Regions from separate parts of the Homo sapiens genome. Here region 1 is linked to region 2. The links are chromatin loops, found by intact Hi-C in ENCODE. Cell type or tissue: breast epithelium. All regions are shown on one strand.

Region 1 (5,000 bases), 690 kb before region 2:
AATGGGATAGGTCTTTGACTGTCTTCAGTCTCTTTTGTCTAATATTGGTAGATCCACTCCAGCTCTTATGGTTACTGTTTGCCTTATCCACACTTACACGTTTAAATGATTGTTTATTTCTATTTGAAGTGTATTTCTCAAGCATATAGTAGAGCCTCACTTTTTTATCCAATCTGACGATTTTTGCCTTTTAATAAGGGTATTTTAGACTATTTCAATTTCATATGATTATTGATATGGTTTGGTTCAAAATATTATTTTCTGTTTTCTATTTGTCCCATCTGATCTTTGTTCTCTCTCTCTCTTTTTTGCTTTCTTTTGGATTTATGAAACATTTAAATGGTTCCAATTTCCATCTTCTGTGGGTTTATTAGCTATTACTTTTATTGTTTAATTATTGCTTTAGTGTTTGTAATATATATGTTTAAGTTACCACAGTCTAATTTAAAGTGATATTATACCACTTATATAAGGAATAAAAACCTTACAATAGTATACTTCCATTTCTCCCGTCTGACTTTTGTGTTATTGCTATCAAACATTTTAATTTTACATATGTCATCATTCACACGTTACATTATGATTTTTGTTTTAATAATAATCTTTTAAAGAGATTTAAAGTAATAAAAATTACATATTTACCCATGTGGTTATCATTTCCAAAGCTCTTCATTCCTTTGTCTATATTCCTTGTGTTTTTGCTTATGGTGAATTCTTTTAGGATTTTTAAGTCAAAAAATATCTTTATTTCCCTTTTGTTTTGGAATGATACTTTTGCTGGGTGTATATTTCTAACTTGACAGTTTTTAGTACTTTAAAAACATTGCTCCACTGTCTTCTCACCTGTATTTCCAATGAGAAATCTGCCGTCATCCTTATCTTTGTTCCTTTATATGTAACGTGCTTTTTTCTCTCTGGCTCTTTTCAAGATTTTTCTTTATATCACTGGTTTTGGGCGGTTTGGTTATGATGTGCCTTGATATAGTTTCTTCCTTTGTGCTTGGGGCTCACTTAGCTTCTTGGATACATGGGTTTATGACTTTCATTAAATGTGGGGAAGTTTTAGCCATTATTTTTCTCAAATATTTTATTTGTACCACACTCTGTCTTCTCCTTTAGGGACTCCAATTACACATAGCAGGCACTTGAAGTTGTCCTACAGCTCTTTTTTTTCTGTGTTTTATTTGTTGTTTTTTTTCCCTATATATTTTATTCTGAATAGTTTTATTGCTAGATCTTCAAATTTGCTGATTTTTCATTCTGCAATATCTAATCTGCCATTCATCTCATCTACTATATTTTTTTTATCTCACACATTGTAGTTTTTATCTCTAGAGGTTCAGTTTTGTGTCTTTTTAAATATATATTCCATGTTTCTACTTAACTTTTTGAACATCTGAAATACAGTTGAAATAACTGTTTTAATAAATAGCTGCTTCTGTCAATTCTAACATCTATGCTAGTTCTAGGTTGGTTTCAGTTATCTCTTCATTATGGGTTTCATTTTCCCGAGTCTTTACTTTGTAAATATTCTTAAGCTTTGTTTTAGAATGCAGTTGCATTACTTGGAAACAGTTTGATCATTTTTTTGTTTTGCTTTTAATATGTGTTAGGTGGGATCAGGTCAGTGTTCAGTCTGTGGCTAAGTATGGGAAAGACTTCTGGGTATTCAACCCAATGCCCTGTGAATTGTGAAGTTTTCCAGGCTGGCTGTTAGGAAGTGGCACTATTCCTGGCTTTGTGTGAGTGCTGTGCACCATTATCTCCAATCTTTTTAGGTAGTTAATTTCTGAGCCTTGAATAGTTTTCTCACATGAATGTTGTGTTAGTCCCTTTTGCATTGCTGTAAAAGACACCTGAGGCTGGGTGATTTATAAAGAGGCTTATTCTGCTCACAGTTCTGCAAGCTATACAAGAAGCATGGCACCCAGCATCTGCTTCTGGTGAGGACTCAGGAAGCTTACGATGATGGTGGAAGGTGAAAGGAGAGTAGGCGTGTCACATGGCAAGAGAGAGCAGGAGAGAGAAGGGGGAAGGTGCCAGCATCTTTTAAACAACTAGCTTTTGCATGAAGTTAAAGAGCAAGAACTCACTCATTACCATGGGAAGGGCACTAAGCTGTTCATGAGGGATCCACCCCCAAGACCCAAACACCTCCCACCAGGCCCCATCTCCAACACTGAAGATCACACTTCAACACGACGCCTGTGATTCTCAGTGTTGGAACCTGCTGGGAGGTGTTTGGGTCATGGGGGTGGACGACACATCTCCAACATTGAGGATCACATTTCAACATGAGATTTGGAGGACACAAACATCCAAACTACATCAGGTGTGCTGATCAGTACTCAGCTGAACACTTGAGGGACCTTCTGCAAATCTCTAGAGCTCTCTCCTCTGCAGTACTCTGTCTTGTAAATTGTTGCCACCTTGGTCTCCCTGTACTTCAGCAGCAGAGGTATTCATGGGCAAGTTGCTTAAGTTTTCTGAACAGTTATTTTCTCATCAATACAGAAAGGATAATAGTATTTAGCTTATGATTCTACTGTGGGAACTGAACGAAACTGATGTTTGTACAGCACCTGGCACTTGGCAGATACTCAGCAAATATTTGGGTCTTCCCTGTCTCTGCACCTGGTCGTTACTTCTTCCTGATTTTTGTCTTGGGTTTGCAACCTGATTCCTGGCTGAGCTTTAGGTTGGTTTCTGTATAACGATCAACCAAAGCAGGTAATCACTCATGAGCCATTCAGGTTTTAACTTGATGAGTTTCAGAATTCTGCTATTCAAATGGCATTTAGGTAGAAACGTATCCTCCTGTAATTTGACATTTATTTTCTCCAAAATCTCATTCAGTTCAACCTGCAAGAATTATTTGAATTCACTTATTTGTAGTGTGAATGTCAGTAGGCTTTAGAAGGTCAGTGGTGCGTGGTGGAAAGAATTTAAGAGGACCAATGCTATTTGCAACCCCAGCGTGATTTTTCTGGGGTTTCCTAGTAGGTCATGAACGTCAACCTTTTACTTCCCCTTCTCATTTTGCCTCAGATTTCCCAAGGAGCTACATGAAGAACAGATGAGTGTTTGTCAGAACTTAACCATTTCTCTTTTATCTTCTCCCCTGTGGTAGTGTCTGGAGGTCGCAGCCGCCTGCATCTCATTGATCTCGGCAGCTGTGTGAAAGCTCTTAGCAAAAATCGAGAAGGAGGCTCAGGGCTGTGTCTCTCGCTGTCTGCTCTGGGCAATGTCATCCTGGCTCTCGTCAATGGCAGCAAACACATTCCATACAAGTAAGTGACTCTTCTACTCAAAGAATGTGGTGGGGTAAGCATGGTGTGGGACGCTTTGTTCAGTGCCATCTGTGGAGAGGTGTGCCACAGAGGGACAGCCTGGACCCCATTATAAGTTCAGTGCCAGAGACCAGCCTTAGCTAACAGTTGTGTAATGCATGATCTCCCAAATTCAAAACTTTTGGAAATACTTAAATCTATTCCAGTTCTAACTTTAGGCTGCTCAAATTAGAGGAAATAGGAAATTATCTCAGTTGAGGTCTCCACTCGCAAATGAAGGTGGTGGGTCATTGTCACCATAATAAAGATGTGCCTGTTTCATAGTGATGAGAGTGAGGGGTGGAAGACTGGCTTATCCTTAGGGGTAGGGCCACCAGACTTAACCAAAAAAATATAGGATATCCAGGCAAATTCAAATTTCAGATAACCAACAAATAAGGTTGTATTATAAGTATGCACCCCAACATTGCATGGGACGCTCCTGGTGACATGTATTTTATCTGGCAACCCAATCTCGGGAGTTCAGAAAGCTAGGGGAGTTAGCACCTGCCTTCCCATGCAAATGTTTAGTCACTTCCAGGATCCTTCCTGTCTCTTTACTACTGCTCCAATTAAATTACAGCCGCTCCTATGTCTGGCAGAGACAAAGCCACTCCACCACCATCACCCCAACTAAGCGTTCTCATTGGACCGTGTGGTGGCAGGCCATTGACTGGCTGTCCAGGCTTCTGCCAAGGCCTAGCTGAGCCTCTTACTAGCTGCATGAACCTTCATTCTTCCTAAAATGAGGGTTAAAGCTATACATGTTACATCACAGAAATATAAGGCTCAAAATGATAAAACATGTATAAAAGTTTATTGTAGGCTGGGTGCGGTGGCTCATGCCTGTAATCCTGGCACTTTGGGAGGCCGAGGCGGGTGGATCACAAGGTCAGGAGATTGAGACCATCCTGGCTAACACGGTGAAACCCCATCTCTACTAAAAATACAAAAAATTAGCTGGGCGTGGTGGTGGGCACCTGTAGTCCCAGCTACTCAGGAGGCTGAGGCAGGAGAATGGCATGAAACCAGGAGGCGGAGCTTGCAGTGAGCCAAGATCACGCCACTGCACTCCAGCCTGGGCAACAGAGCGAGACTCCTTCTCAAAAAAAAAAAAAAAAAAAGAAAAAAAAGAAAATTTATTGTAGAATTTAGGACACTATGGCCAATAACCAATGATGAAAGTCTGGTTACACCTATCTAGTCAAGCCTATCCTCACCTATTTAAAGGGAAAAAACACCGACCTTACAGAGTTGCCATGAGGTGAAGATTAACTAAATATATGTGGATTCATGGTTTTATCTGTAAAAACCCTACAAAACCTACGTTGCTGTTGTGTAGGAGGAAAAAGTCGGGCAGTGTATTCTATAATTACTGAGATTCACAATGAGTGCTGGAGTTTTTCTTCCCCTCAGCCCTATGTTGATGCCAGACCCCCCCACCAAATACATTGTGAGTTTATTTCCTACCAGGAGAACCATTACTGGACTGACTTTAGGAGCTTAAATGGTGATTATAATCCTGTCCATCTCATTTCTAGAAATTTGGAATCCTAGTTGGATAAACCCAGAAATGGTTTTCCCGGCTCTTGTAACAACCCTTTTCTATGGGAGAATATTCTGAGTTGAAGAATTATAGAGTTTCATTCGATGTCATTTCTGTAGTTGAGT
Region 2 (5,000 bases):
AACTTGCTTCAATTCTGTGAAGGCTGAGAGAGGGGAGAAAATTGCAGAAGAGAAGCTGGAAGTTAACAGAGGTTGGTTCATAAGGTTTAAGGAAAGAAGCCATCTCCATAACATAAAAGCACGAGGTGGCCAGGTGCGGTGGCTTACGCCCACAATCTCAGCACTTTGGAAGGCCAAGGCGGGCAGATCACCTGAGGTCAGGAGCTCGAGACCAGCCTGGCCAACATGGTGAAACCCTGTCTCTACTAAAAGTACAAAAAATTTAGCTGGCCATGGTGGTGGGCGCCTGTAGTCCCAGCTACTGAGGAGGCTGAGGCAGGACAATCGCTTGAGCCTAAGAGGCGGAGGTTGCAGTGAGCCAAGCTCACGCCACTGCACCCCAGCCTGGGTGACAAAGCAAGACTCCATCTCAAAACATACATACATACATAAATCTAAAAAAGTGCAAGGTGAAGCAGCAAGTGCTGATATAGAAGCTACAGCAAATGATCCAGGAGACCTAACTAAAATAATTGAATTTGGCTACACTAAACAACAGATTTTTAATGTAGATGAAACAGCCTTATATTGGAAGAAGATGTCACTTAGGACTTTCATAGCTAGAGAGAATTCAATGCCTGGCTTCAAAGAACAAGTGGACTTTTTTTTAGGGACTAATGCAGCTGGTGACTTTAGGTTGAAGCCAGTGTTCATTTACCATTCCTAAAATGCCAGGGCCCTTACTATTTGTGGTAAATCGACTTTGCCTATGCTTTACCAGTGGGAGGTCAAAACAGCAACATGAACCGGAGTTCAGAAGATTCAGAAGAACTTGGTTCCAACCTTCATGGATAACACTGAGGGGTCAAGACTTCAGTAGAGGAAGTAAGTGTAGATGTGATAGCAAGAACGAAGGAGCTGGAATCAAGATGAAAACCTAGGAAATACCCTTCTACACATCAGTCTTGGCAAAGAATTTATGATGAGTCCTCAAAAGCAACTGCAACAAAAACAAAATTGACAAGTGGACCTAATTAAAATAAAGAGCATCTGCACAGCAAAAGAAACCTGCAATGGAGTAAATAGACAACTTACAGAATCGAAGAAAATATTCGCAAACTATGCAGCCAACAAAGGTCTAATATCCAGAATCTATAAGGAACTTAAGCAATTCACAAGTAAAAAACAAACAACCTCATTAAAAACTGGACAAAGGGCCACCACAGTGGCTCGCACCTATATAATCCCAGCACTTGGGGAGGCCTAGGTGGGAGAATTTCTTGAGCCCAGGAGTTTGAGACCAGACTGGGAAACATGATGAAACTTCGTCTTTCCAAAAAAAAAAGGAAAAAACACAAAAACTAGCGGGGCGTGGTGGCATGCACCTGTGGTCCCAGCTACTCGGGAAGCTGAGGTAGGAGGACTGCTTGAGCCCCAGAGGTTGAGGCTGCAGTGCGCCATGATCATGCTACTGCACTCCAGCCTGGGGCAACAGAGTGAGACCCTGTCTCAAAAAGTGAAAATAAAAAGTGCACAAAGGACAAGAACAGACACTTCTCAAAAGACAACATACAGGTGGCCAAAAAACATAGGAAAAATGCTCTACGTTACTAATCATCAGAGAAATGCAAATCAAAACCACAATGAGACACCATCTCATAACAGTCAGAGTGGCTATTATTAAATAAAAAAAAAACACATGCTGGTGAGGCTGCAGAGAAAAGGGAACACTTATCTACTGTTAGTGGGAATGTAATCTAGTTCAGCCACTGTGGAAAGCAGTTTGGAGATTTCTCAAAGAGTTACCATTCAACCCAGCAATCCCACTGTTGGGTATATATCCAAAGGAAAATAAATCACTCTACCAAAAAGATACATGTACTCATACACTCATCACAGTGCCATTCACAACAGCAAAGGCATGGAATCAATCTAGGTGCCCATTAACAGCACAATGGATAAAGAAAATGTGATACATAAACACTATGAAATACCATGCAACCATTAAAAAGAGTGAAATCATGTCTTTTGGAGCAACATGAATGCAGTTGGAGGGCATTATCCTAAGTGAATTAACATAAAAACAGAAAACCAAATACCACAGGTTTTTACTCACAACTGAGAGCTACATATTGGGTGGACATGGACACAAAGATGGGAATAGCAGACACTGGGGAATACGAGGGGGAGGTAAGAAGCAGGGAGTGGGCAAGAGATGAAAAGCTAGCTACTGGGTACCATGCTCACTACCTCGGTGATGGGATCCATCATACCCCAAACCTCAGCATCATGCAATATACCCATGTAACAAATCTGCACATGTACCCCCTGAATCTAAAATAAAAGCAAAACTTTTTTTAAAACAGAGAGAAGTAGAGCCTAAAGAATTATAAATTAACTGATTAAAAATTAACTGATTTTCTGCAATCTCATGATAAAACTTGAAAAGATGAGGAGTTGCTTCTTATGAATGAACAAAGAAGGTGGTTTCTTGAGATGGAACCTACTCCTGGTGAAGAAGCTGTGAGGCATCATATGTTACAGTGAAATCATTTGCGAAAGGAAGAGGCAATCAATGCGGCAAATTCGACTGTTGTCTTATTTTAAGAAATTGCCACAGCCACCCCAAAGTTCAGCAACCACCACTTGATTAGTCAGCAGCCATCAACATCCACCAGCGAAAAGATGATGATGCACTGAAGGGTCTAATGATCCTTAGCAGTTTTAGAAATATATTTTTTAATTAAAGTATGTACATTGTTCTGTTGGCATAATGCTACTGAACACTTAATAGACTACGGTATAATGTAAACATAACTTTTATATTTACTGGGAAGCCAAAAAATTTGTGAGACTCATTTTATTGCAATATTTGCTTTATTGTGGTAGTCTGAAACTGAACCTGCAACATCTCTGAGGTATACCGGAAAATGCAATTGCATATGTTTATTTAACCAAAACCCAGCTATATTTCATGAGTTTTATACTCACAAGTTTGAAGACAACTCTGCCAAGAAGTCGAACGGAGTCTGGAGGATATCTGGGTTTGCAGCTTTTAAGGCATTTGCATTCCCGCTTGTGGTCTGGCCAAGCTTTTTTCTATTAAAACAAGAGTGGGGAGAACATAGGTGACCTAAAATTTAACTTTCATTTATACTGGTTTTGAACATCAAGAGTCATAAACATTAAATTTTAATAGTCCAAATGTAACTGCACAATAGAAAATAAAAGCAATATTCTAAATCTGAAAATAATCCAGGATGAGTCTTTGCCAAATATGCAATTACTATGCAAGGACATTAAAAGCCTCAGCTTCACCTCTGTGCTTTCATTTGTCCCCTGGTTATTACCTGGCTAGTGGAGTCCAAAGAAAGAGCCATTACAGCTTACTTAATAATGTATAAGATGGTCTTGGAACTGATTAAACAGGATTCAACAATAGTCATTTTGAATACAAAAGGAAAATGTCACTCCAAATTAGAAAATAAAACGTGGTTCAGAAGACTCAAAATAGGGATGACAGCCTTCTGAATTTCTGTGCTGCTACAGAAATATCAGGAGGGCTAACACACCCCCAAATATAAAATCTCTTTGTTTTAAAAGCAACATAAAAAGAACTATTAGCTAAAATCATTAAATGTCCAGTTTGTCCTGGATGTGTCTAGGTTTGTATCTATGTCCTGGCTTAAATATTAATAGTGCCCCTTTTCACTCTGAAAAGTTCTGGTTTTGATGACAAATTATATGGTCACCTAAGCCATGATCCTAGCCATGTGTTGATGTGGCTAAAGAGACCATTGAGTCAGTTGCCAATGTACAGATGAATGGACTAAAGGGAAGGACACTATCCTTGAGCCTTGGATCAGAAAGGCGACGGCTCCTTTCACACGGAATCACTTTCATATGGAAATAAAATCCAGATCATCTAATATTTAGCCCTGGTGAGTAGAAGAAGCCTCAATCAAATGTCTCTCGTGTTATATTCTGAAAATTGGAATTTCCATTACTGAAATGCCTGATACCACTTACTCATTCTTATTTCAAAAATTATAAATCTGCTCCTCAATTTCTGGGTCTACAAAATCAATGTGCTGTTCATAATTTTTGTTTTAGCATTTACACTTCACTCACTTCTAAACAAGACTGAGCTGATTCAAAGTAAAGATGTGTATGAAATAAGACTGCAAAACCAGAAACAGAACATATTAAAATTATGGAAGGGGGAAAAAGGAAAGCACGCTAGCATTTACTTAGCATTCTACAAGGTACTAGATACATGGCTAAGCAAATAACGAAGCACGTTTCACTTGATTTTCGTAACAATCCAAATGGTAGGTATTATCCCTCTATTACAAATAAAGGCTCAAAAGCTGATATCTAACTATCAAACTGCCCAAATACAAAAAGAGAGAGTAAAAATTCTTAGCATGCTAAACATGAGAGCTGAATAATTTCTGCATTACATTTGAGTATTTGTACGTCACATTTATTTGAGATGCCTTACAAGCAAGGCAAAAAAGAAGGCATAATGGCTTATATAATCCTCAACTGACAGAAAGTAAAAACATACAGTTTCACCAAGTATTAAATCACAGGAGGGATTTATTCCAAGAATGCTAATCAACACACTGAACAATGTCCTTAACAACAGTTCACAACTATAATGGCCTTTCATATGACTTCTAATATCAGTACTCACTGAAAGGCATAATATTAAAATACAACTCAGTGAAAGAACAAGCTTCTGTTGCTCAGGGGGCTAGTCCTTGACTAGCAATTAGCAATTACCAATGTGTGTAAGAGGCCTAAAATATACATGGTACAATTGTCAAGTAAGTTTTAAAAACACAATATCATGTTGACCCTACTTAGAGATTCAAAATATACTTAGCATCCTAAAAGTTCTAAAAGTCTATGCACTAAAGAAATGTGTATAAATTATTTAACACAGTTTCCCATGCTTGTTATTGTCACCCTTTAGAGAGTTAGGTTGGTATTCACTAACTCAGATATATCTATAT

Evidence for each region. Hi-C counts contacts between places; a loop is a spot of excess contacts. Peaks named below come from ENCODE experiments on the same cell type or tissue, not always from the same donor. Only the 100,000 strongest peaks of a DNase experiment are listed, where the experiment ranks them.
Region 1: a loop joins it to region 2, with 7 times the contacts of the local background. A loop is called at or near these places in 2 of 110 quality-filtered maps.

What each region holds. Positions count from the first base shown.
Region 1 is chr1:245,642,991-245,647,990 of GRCh38, forward strand. KIF26B (kinesin family member 26B) reads left to right here. Exons shown (of 15, transcript NM_018012.4): 10 at 3,131-3,290. Among named protein-coding and RNA genes, the nearest start is that of KIF26B-AS1, 410 kb to the left of the region's middle. In breast epithelium, no CTCF peak of the experiment used is centred here; no DNase peak of the experiment used is centred here.
Region 2 is chr1:246,332,397-246,337,396 of GRCh38, forward strand. SMYD3 (SET and MYND domain containing 3) reads right to left here. Exons shown (of 12, transcript NM_001167740.2): 3 at 2,971-3,078. Among named protein-coding and RNA genes, the nearest start is that of SMYD3-IT1, 12 kb to the left of the region's middle. RefSeq lists a silencer at 1,412-1,461. In breast epithelium, no CTCF peak of the experiment used is centred here; no DNase peak of the experiment used is centred here.